2 separate regions of the Homo sapiens genome follow, and region 1 is linked to region 2. The links are chromatin loops, found by intact Hi-C in ENCODE. Cell type or tissue: K562. All regions are shown on one strand. Region 1 overlaps ARMCX5-GPRASP2 (ARMCX5-GPRASP2 readthrough). Region 2 holds the start of GPRASP2 (G protein-coupled receptor associated sorting protein 2).

Evidence for each region. A loop is a pair of places that touch in the nucleus more often than their neighbours do. Peaks named below come from ENCODE experiments on the same cell type or tissue, not always from the same donor. Only the 100,000 strongest peaks of a DNase experiment are listed, where the experiment ranks them.
Region 1: it touches region 2 in a loop (2.4-fold over the local background); 4 of 110 quality-filtered maps call a loop at or near these places.

Annotation. Positions count from the first base shown.
Region 1 is chrX:102,861,136-102,866,135 of GRCh38, reverse strand. ARMCX5-GPRASP2 (ARMCX5-GPRASP2 readthrough) reads right to left here. Exons shown (of 19, transcript NR_146584.3): 13 at 984-1,094. LINC00630 (long intergenic non-protein coding RNA 630) reads right to left here. Exons shown (of 12, transcript NR_146589.1): 4 at 984-1,094. Among named protein-coding and RNA genes, the nearest start is that of RAB40AL, 74 kb to the left of the region's middle. In K562, a CTCF peak has its summit at 2,215 (motif pointing right); a DNase peak (open chromatin) is centred at 2,175.
Region 2 is chrX:102,711,255-102,716,254 of GRCh38, reverse strand. ARMCX5-GPRASP2 (ARMCX5-GPRASP2 readthrough) reads right to left here. Exons shown (of 19, transcript NR_146584.3): 5 at 2,406-2,473; 6 at 1,989-2,066. It overlaps GPRASP2 (G protein-coupled receptor associated sorting protein 2), which reads right to left and starts at 3,807. Exons shown (of 5, transcript NM_001004051.4): 1 at 3,703-3,807; 2 at 3,038-3,125; 3 at 2,406-2,473; 4 at 1,989-2,066; 5 at 1-1,718. The coding sequence starts at 1,385. In K562, a CTCF peak has its summit at 2,729; a DNase peak (open chromatin) is centred at 2,684; H3K4me3 peaks cover 601 bases; H3K27me3 peaks cover 153 bases.

The DNA of each region.
Region 1 (5,000 bases), 150 kb before region 2:
GAAAACTGGCAAATAACCCTCATAAGGTTTTGAGTGTACCTCAGATATTGTTCTTTGTCATCATTGCTATAATTGTTTGACCTAATTGCTGTCTATAAATTAAAAAGCAGATTATTGTCTTCTCAGACCGTTTTCATGTTTCTCTTTTCTTTCATTAATTTCAACAAATACTGAATGTCTATTGTGTGTAAGACAATGTCTAAAACAAAATAAAAATCCGTGTACATATGAAAAAAAAATATGGTACTGACCTGGTCTTCTGTTGTACCACAGTAATGACCAAACGTTTTCATACAAAAGAATTGATGCATATGTTTTACATAAAAATGAATGCATATAGGGCCGGGTGTGGTGGCTGACGCCTGTAATCCCAGCACTGTAGAAGGCCGAGGCAGGCGGATTACGAGCTCAAGAGATGGAGACCATCCTGGCCAACATGGTGAAACCTCGACTATACTAAAAATACAAAAAATTAGCTGGGCGTGGTGGTGCGTGCCTACAGTCCTAGCTACTCAGGAGGCTGAGGCAGGAGAATCGCTTGAACCCAGGAGGCGGAGGTTGCAGTGAGCTGAGATCACACCATTGCATTCCAGCCTGGCAACAGGCGATACTCCGTCTCAAAAAAAAAAAAAAAAAAAGAATGCGTATAAAGAGTGCCTGTGTCCTAGCCCTTCTGCCTCTGTCCTGTAAGTCCAAGCAATGATCATTCCTCTTCCCCCTTTCCCTCATCGCTACATCAGGATGTGCTTGTGTACAAAATTTGATTGCATCTGATCACTTCCACGTCTTCCAATTGTGGCAATGGCATGACAGCAGGTCCATGACGGAGTCCAGGACCCACCCTATGTGATAGGATGTCAGCATTAACTAATTTCTTCAGTCCTCTGTGGCCGACCTCACATGCCTCCCCTTGGGGAGTTTAAATGGCACAACTCTATGTGTGCCACTATGTCAATACATATCAAAGGGTACACACCACTTACATAAACAATTTCCCTTGTAGAAATTCATCTTCAGAATGTAGTGAAGAATGTTGATAAGCATCTGGTTATAAGGACTGCCATCCTGATAATTCTCTTTTGTCACTTCTGAGCCTGAATTTGGGAAGAGAAACCAAATGAGACACAAACCCACAAAAGGGCAGAGGGAAATGTGGTTGTCAGCATACACACACACACACACACACACACACACTCACTCACACAAACTGAGACATTTATCATGTTGTGTTATATTTCTCCTAAGACAGCTTGCTGGACTCAAGGAAGACACATTCAACTCACTAGCGCAAATAGCCACAGGAATTGTGCCTGTAACTGTGCCCTTCAGCAGTGCACAGACTCTGAAAAGATGCCATCCACACAGTGTAGATAATAGGAAATATCAGGACAGTCTGAATAACAAGAAGTTGTGAAAATTGATTATGTTACATCCATAGGATGGAATTCCAGAAGGCAACAAAAACGAGTTATAATGAAAGTAATGATGAGAGATGACTTCTTGTGTACCAAATTAATGATTCTCATTATTTCTAATGTGTGGAGAACTAGGTACTTTCATACTGTGATATAGGCAATATAAATTAGTAATAGTATTTTGAATTGATTATTAATATAAAATGTTATAGTTCAAAGGGTTTTAAAATGAAACTTTTAGGAACTTACTATAAATAAATGCTTACAAACATATTTGCATATACACGAGCATGGCGTTAAGTACATTATTTTCGGTCATAGAAATGGTAAGGGAACTAAATTTTCATTGCTATAATACTAGTGAAATAAATTTGAGGGTATCCACACAATGAAATACATAGTCCAAAAAAAAAAAGTGAGATTTTGTGTTTAAGTATTTTAAGATGTTATCACAGACGTATATTTCCATGAAAAGATGGTTATAATAAGGGCAAACTTGGGTTACAAAGATAATAAAAGATCTGCATCCATTTTAGCTTACCCAGGTCTCCAGCTATTTATCCATATGTCTCAAAGCATTTAAAATATATATTTATTATTCTGACATAGTTTTCTCTTCCACATAGTAAAAGGCTCCATTTTTTTAATGGAGGCTGTCAGTATTCCTACACACTGGGAATGCCCAATTTTCCACTCAGACTTCTAGAAAACTCTGTAGGGCGGGGCTTGGGCCACAACTCCTCCCTCCCACTTTCCTACTGTGATGTTCAAGCTGCATGCAGTTCAGGCTTCAGTCACGAGGGGGCACCACCGTACCACCATTGTCAAACTTCTCCACAGACGTGTTTGCATGGAGCAAAAAAAAAATACCTCACTTAAAACCCAGGGTATGAATTTACATATAGAATGACTCTAATTCTGTCAGAATAAAATTGATAAGTGTAAAAGAAGACAGTAAAATCCTCTACTCTGGGGCATCCATAAGATGAAACATGAGATACCTCTGGTGCACACTGGCAGCCCGTGGCAGGCAGAATTATTGTAATTTGGTATATTTTTGAAAGTTTAGTGACTATGTATATTGCATTTTATGTGAATTATCTGTTCATATCTTTTGATGATTTCTCTACTCATTATTAAGACTTCTTCCATATCAAGGATATTATGTATTAACCATTCGAAATACTAAATATAGATAGCAAATAAACATATGAACTAGTGAAAGACTATACAATTTCTGTGTTTAAAAGCAATACAACAGAATTGAACACAAATGAGCAAAGACATCAATCATATCAATAACAATAAATTGGCTTAACTCATCTATTAAAAGTATTTCAGATTGCCTATTGAAGAAAAATCCAAAGCTGTGCTTTTCCAAGTGATACACGTAAAACAAACGTATTCATATAGGTTAAAAATGTAAGGATAAATATATACTAGGCAGTTGACAATATAAAGAAAGTAAGGGTTACAATCTTGATAATTAAAAGAAAAAAACTGAGACCAAAATGGATTTAAAGAGACAAAAAAACACAGTTGATAAAGTCAAAGGCTACAATTCACAAGGAAGATGGGAGCTACTCATATATGCAGTCATGTGGTAAAAATATTGATAGAGCAAAAACTACAGTAGTGCAAAGAGAAGTAGGAAGAAGCACACCATTTAATAATAGAAATTCTACCACATTTCCTATAATCCAAAAACGTTCAGGTGGAGAAAAATTTAACAACTGTAGAGAAGACTTAAGCAACATAATTCCAAGGGTAGATCTTACAGATACACTTATTCTAAATTGTGAAGCCTAATATTAGGCAACACACCTACTTTTCATATAAACATGGATCATTCATGAAAATTGACTCTATCTGAGGCTATTAAACAAAACTTGCACCCAAATGGAAATAGATTAAAGTTGCAGAATTTGGTGCATATAATCATAATGAAAACAGAGGATGTACGAATTTAGCTAGAGTTGCTATCAGAGGCTATTTTAAAGCATTAAATACCTATATCAATAAAAATGAAAATGAGTTAAACATTCAATTCAGAAAGCCTGATAAAGAACCACAATGTAAACTAAAAGAATGCAGACAAAAAGAATACTTAATGGTAAAATTAGAAGTGAATATGTAAAGAAATAACATCTCAGCACAGTTGGGATGAGAAGGAAGCAAACATTGGTGCTGTGAATAATGTGTCAAAAACTGTGCTGGGATCTGGAGGAGGGTTTCCTCTTGAACTCCTCACAATGCTCTCTTGAGTATAAGAATCAAGTTTGTGTGTGTGTGTGTACATATAGACATATAATGTTAAATTAGCTAGTTGGAGGACAAGAACACCTATAGTATTAATGTGTGTGTGTGGTTGTATGAAGACAAATATGCAAAAGAATACTATATTTTGTCTAGGGACGCTCTCATATGTAGTAAAGTAATAAAAAAAAAAGTGGAATAAATACCGCATTCTGGATATTGATTATTTCTAGGAGTGAAGAAAGGGTCATGGAGGAGTAAAGTTTTTCTTAACTTGGATTAATTTTATAGTTCTCTATACTTTTTATCTGAAATATTTCATAAGTAGCAGGGGTTTTAAGGGATATAGTGTTTTTTTCATAAGTATAATCCATACTCAGCAAAGGCTTAATATTGGGCCAAGTAGTGAAGTTAAAAATACCAGTCCCATCATAAACTGGGCGCAGTGGCTCACGCCTGTAATCCCAGCACTTAGGGAGGCCAAGGCAGGTGGATCACTTGAAGCCAGGAGTTCGAGACCACCAGCCTGGCCAATACAGCAAAACCCGTCTGTACTAAAAATACAAAAAAAAAAAAAAAATTAGCTGAGTGGTCAATATGTTACATGTATGCCATTTCCAATCAGATGCATTGTTTAAGAACTGAGGCTGATCAACTGGTAAAGGGTTCAGTGGGAAGCAAATCTGGGGCAAGGCACGGTGGCTCCTGCCTGTGATCACAGAATTTTGGGAGGCCGAGGAGGGAGGATTCCTTGAGCCCAGGAGTTCAAGATGAGCCTGAACAACATAGTGAGGTTCCATCTCTACCAAAAAAAAAATTAAAAATTAGGCAGAAGTGGTGGCACACGGCTGTAGTCCCAGCTACTCAGGATGTCAGGTGTCTCACACCTGTAATCCCATCTACTCGGGAGGCTGAGGCAGGAGAATCAACTGAACCCGGGAGGCAGAAGCTGCTGTGATCCGAGATCACGCCACTGCACTCCAGCCTGCGTAACACAGCAAGACTCTGTGTCAAAAAAAAAAAAATTAATCCTATCATGGTTGAAATTAACATTGGGCTATGTTCTTTGGGATTTATTTTGTGTATACGTGTATGCACATGCACACTGTACATGCATTACATATACAACTCATATAATAATTAAAATACCATATGTATAGTTTAGTACCCTGTATTTTTTGTTATTTTAGTTTTCCTTTTACCTTAAGTACTAACATGTGGATGAGGCATTCTGGTTAAATTACAAGGTAAAAGATATGATACAACTTTGCTTTTTTTTTTTTTTTAAGGTTCTTGCTCTATCACCCAGGCTGTAGTACAGTGGTGTGA
Region 2 (5,000 bases):
TCAAAGCAGGCCTCATCTCTGTCCCAGAACCAGGACCCAAATATGGCCTCTTCTTCAGACTCCGGCTTGGCCTCTTCTCTGGCCACAGCCCCCAAACTGGACTTTTCCTCAGCCCAGTACGCGGATCCGCCAATGGCCCCCTCCTCAGTTCCTGGCTCAGATTCACAGATTGCTGAAGCTCCACCCTCCAAACTGGCCTCTTTTTCTGCCCAGAACCAGGACCCAATAATGACTTCCTCCTCAAACCTGGGTTCTTGTTTGACCCTATCACTGTCAACATCTTTCTGGGCCCTGAGTTTCAAGGCAGTATTAGGATCTTCTTTGTCTCTGTGCCTGAATCTACTATTGGCCTCTTCTCCAGGCAAAACCCAGGACTGCTTATAGAACTCATCTTCAGACTCAGATTCAAAACAATCTTCTCTATTTGTCCTGAGCTTGGACCTGATATTTGCCTCCTCCCTGACTCTGGGCCTGAACAAGTTATTGGTATTTTCTCCAACCCAGAAGGAGAATGGGTTGCTGGCCTCATCCTCAGATCCAGACCAGGAATCAACATAGGCTTCTTGCTTGGATCTGGGCCTGGACCTGGGATTAGTCTGATGTTTAGCCCTGTGCCTGGACCTGGTATTGGACTCTTCCCTGGGCCATGATCTGACACTTGTCTCTTCTCCAGTCCAGAAAGAAGACGCTGTAGAGGTCTCATCTGCTGACCAGAACCCAGACTCATTAGAGGCCTCCTCTCTGGCCCTGGGCCTGGAATAGCACCAAGACCCCATATTAGTCTCCTCCCCTGGTCCAAACCAGGGCTGGATTCCTTTCTGACCCTGGGTGCCAGGAAAGGTTTCAGCATCCACATTGACTAGTTCTCTATCCATAGACAGGCCCTTAGATTTAGTAACTGATCCAGACTCAGCAGTGGCCAGTGGCCAAGCAACGGCATTAGTCTGGGACACTCCTTCTGCCTGTGACACTGCTTCAGTCCCAAATTCACTCTGGGCCCATGCCTGGGCCTCATCCTTGGGCCTTGCTCCAGGGATTGCCTTGGCATCAGTTTTAGAACGAGCGCCACCTACTGCCCTGGCATCGGTTTTGGGCCTGGCCCCTGTGATTCCTTGAGCCTCCGTTTTGGGTCTTGCACCACCCATTACTTGGACCTCAGTTTTGGGCCTTGCCCCAGACATTGCTTGGGCCTCAGTTTTGGGCCTTGCCGCAGGCACAGACTTGGTCTCAGTTTTGGGCCTTGCCCCAGTAGTTGCCTGGGTCCTAACCTTGGGTCTGACCACCAGAGGGACATCATTCTCTCTCTCAGGCCCAGCGATAACCTCTTCCCCAGCCTTCTTTTCAGGCTTGGCCTGGGCACTAGGCTCAATCTCTGCCCCAGTCATGGTACAAGTTACAAAGAAAGTCAGGTAATATACTCCTCCCGTAGTCTAAACCTCAACCACAGATCTGTCACAGGTTTGTTTCTTCACACTCTGATCTTTAGGTGATTAAGGATATAAGCTTGGGAATAAGAGTTAGAGTCAATATCCAGTCCAGTAGTCACTCAGCCTCCTTCCCAAACACAGTCTCAGTCAATAATTCAATAATACAGATAGAGTGAGAACAGGTACAACCAAGCTAAAGGAAGACAGATATTTCCTGGATGGGTGCAGACCCGTTGAGGGTGGTTGTCAGCAGCAACTCCACCACCAGCAGAGCAGCCACTGGAGGTGGATCTAGGGAGAGAGAATGAAATGAGGCTTTGAGTCTCTTCCAATTGTATGAGACGTATGCAGTGCGACTGATGTTGAATGCTAGGTGGGACAGCTGGGCTTTGAGAAAGTCTCTCTGGACCGGCTGCCTCCTACAAAACAGGTCCAACAATGGTGGGAAAGTGTGTCGGCAATGGGAGGGGCCAAGAAGCCCCCAGATTGGACCCTAATCACTCCCGGACCCATGCTGGTCTCCACTACCCCGCCCAAAAGTATACCCGCTCTCATACCAACCTTCACTGATGTGGTGCAGTTTCCCCCTCCTTTTCTTGTTCAAGTGGTGTCAAGCCCCACAGCTGACAGAAGGGGGTCCTACAGACAAGTGAACATACAGGAGAGAATGGAGTGTGAGTGCTTGGTAGGTAGGTGGGCACTCTGGCCCCTGTGACAAATATCTGTCTTCCCATTCAAGAGTTCAATGTATCTATGGTTTCCTGTGTCCTAGTCCCTGCTCTCAGGTCTTTTCTGAGTCACAACCCAACCTACACCTATCTCGTGTCTCCTGCAAGAAATAAAAAGGATGCTGGCACTGTGCAAATCCGGCAGAATAGAAGTGGGTCTGCCACTTCTACTACAGGTGGAAGTGGATCTGCCACCTGCCATGCTCTCTCCAACTGTCCCCTGCATTGTCCTCTCCCCCTTCTCACTAACCTCCAGAGCTGTGAGCCAGTCTCCTCCTCCTTGCCTTTCTTGCAGAATTGGCCAGCCTTAAAGTAGGCCTATGGACAAACACATGAAAAAGTAAGACAGTCAGGATATGAGTGGTGGCAGAAGAGCACTTGGTAGACAGGCCAACGCCAAGGATAAGAGTCCCCATATTATTGGTATCTGTCTTTCAACATTCGGGGTTTTGCTGGTGGAATATTCTCGTTTTATTTGGGCCCTGCTTCAAGGTTCCAGAGATAACAACTCCTTCTCTTGACGTCATATTCTTCCCATTACTCCCTTCTCCAATTCTGAGGATTCACCACTAGGTGCGCCACATCCCCTTGCTCTGCGCAGCATAAAATGGGGGAAGGGCGCCGCATATTCTAGAAAACAGGTTGTGAATTAGTACTTGTCAGTATGTCTCCCTCATCACCCCCACCTCCAAAGCCCACCCTTTCATGCCCCCAGTTTAGGACGGTGGGGGAGACAGGTGGGGATGGAAGGTGGGGGGAGCGCCATTAGAGAGGTGAAGATTAGGAGGTGCTCCTGGATGCCTGACTTGCTCTGGTCACAGTCCCCTACCCCGATTCGGGTCCCCAATCAGTGTTTAGCGCCCAACCCCCATCCCCACACACCTCCAGAAATCCAGGCAATATTCGTGCTCCTTTATTTCAAGCCTCTCCTCTACAGACGCTCACTGTGTCCTGTCAGAATACGCCAGACCTACCGCACAGACACAAGACTTTGACATCAACCTGGAGCCTGTGGGAAGGGAAGGCACCGAGGACATGGGGCCCCACAGGCCCCTTTCGGGAATCGGGACCCGGAGTAGCAAACGCGGCTCACCTCCGGCGGACTGGGTACAGAGCCGGGACGCCGACCCCCGCCGGCCTCGCCGGGCGCCCCCCAACGGCCTTCCCGGGCGCCCCCACAGCGGCTCCCGCTCCGCCATTTCTCCCGCAGGAGCCTCCCCCACAGCCCTCTCCGGGCACAGACACCGTCGAGGGCGGGGCGCGGGCGCCTGCAAAGCTGGCTGGGAAGCGGTCAGCGCGGTTCTCCTCCAAACGATCTGGCGGTGCCTCCCGAGCCAGCCCCTCAGCCCTTGGCCAGGCCCGCTCCGGTCACCGCCTCCCCATCGCCAGGGGTCTCGGGCACTGCGCACCTCTCTCAAGCGCCTGGCTCCGACCGGATCGTCTCCTCGTTGCCAGGCTGTCAGGGTCCGCGGGGCAGGCTGCCTGCTGGTCCACCCTGCCAGACCACCCCCGCAACCCGGACCCCCACCTCATGCACCCGCACTTGCCTTCAGAGGCCCAGGGCCCAGGTCGTCGGCCTCCCCCTCCTCTCCTCAGCTCTCCTCTGGCTCACTTGGAGCCACTGCTTTCCCCGCGATCCGAACGGGAAAGACGCGTCCCGCCCCCCACGCCTCTGCACCAAAGTAGGCAGGGGCTGCGCAGGATGCGGCAAGAACCGCTCGCCGCGAGGGTGTCGGGAAGGGGGGCGGAGGGATACGGCGCGAAAGTGCTTGACGCCCCCATCCCAGGCCCACCGTAGTTCCGACCCCGAGGTGGGCAGGGCCAGGATGAGCCCCAGCCTGGGCGTGCGGGTTGGCACCAGGCTGCCTCAGGAGGCCCCCACGGACCCTAACGTGGCGACCACTACCATATTTCTGTCGCTGCTGTAATATATGGGACCAGCGGGCGGCTGGGGGCCCGGGCAGGGGACAGGATCGCGAGGTCGGGAAGAGCCGCGCTGGAGAGAACAGCGGATGGATACCAAACCGCCCCGTGATGTGTCTGCACCCCCGCCCCAACCGCCCCCCTCACAGGGACTGCTGGGTGTCTGCCCCCTCCCTCTCCCCAGTCCCCTAACCCTCCTTTCTGGAAGCTGATGGGAAAGGGGGTGTCAGCACTGCAGTGTGGGAGGGGAGAGGCGATTTCAGGCCATACAGGCCCGGGGCTCTAGGGTGGTCCTCTTGTGCGTTTCTTTCCCAGCTTCGTGGAGCCACGCAGGGGAGGAAGGTACACCTGCTCTTAAGTGAACTCCGGGGCAGGGGGCTCCCATCAAGGACTCACCACTGCCCCTCTTCTAAAAGAAGGTAGACCTAGACCTCTAACCCTAGGAAACCAACCACTGGTCTGCACCAAACTCATTCCTTTCTGCCACACTGCTCTTTCTCATTTCAAATGGTGGCTCACGTTGGCATTGCGCCGTCGCCACAGTTGCCCCCAGAAGAGGACCTTTCCCTGTCAGGACCCGCAGGAGGTCATAACAGTCCTCTCTCTTTGATGCCGCCAGGTAGGGATGGTCCTGGCTCCTCTTCGGTTCCCTGTCAAGTCTTCTCTTGCCATGACATTTGGCAGTGTGGAAATGTGGCTGGTATTCGAACCAGCTTGGATCTCAGCCACCTGCCACAACTACCTGCTGTTTCAGCAGTCATTCTCAGGAGAGGATCCCACCGTGCACCCCCCTCCCCGAGACAAAGCAACCTGGCTCCTTTTGAATCCTCTTCTTTCACCCCAACATCCGTCCTCTACTCTTGAGCCCCTCCTTTCCCTGCTTCCTGCATGGGACAGACAGAGCAATGTGGTTAAATACGAA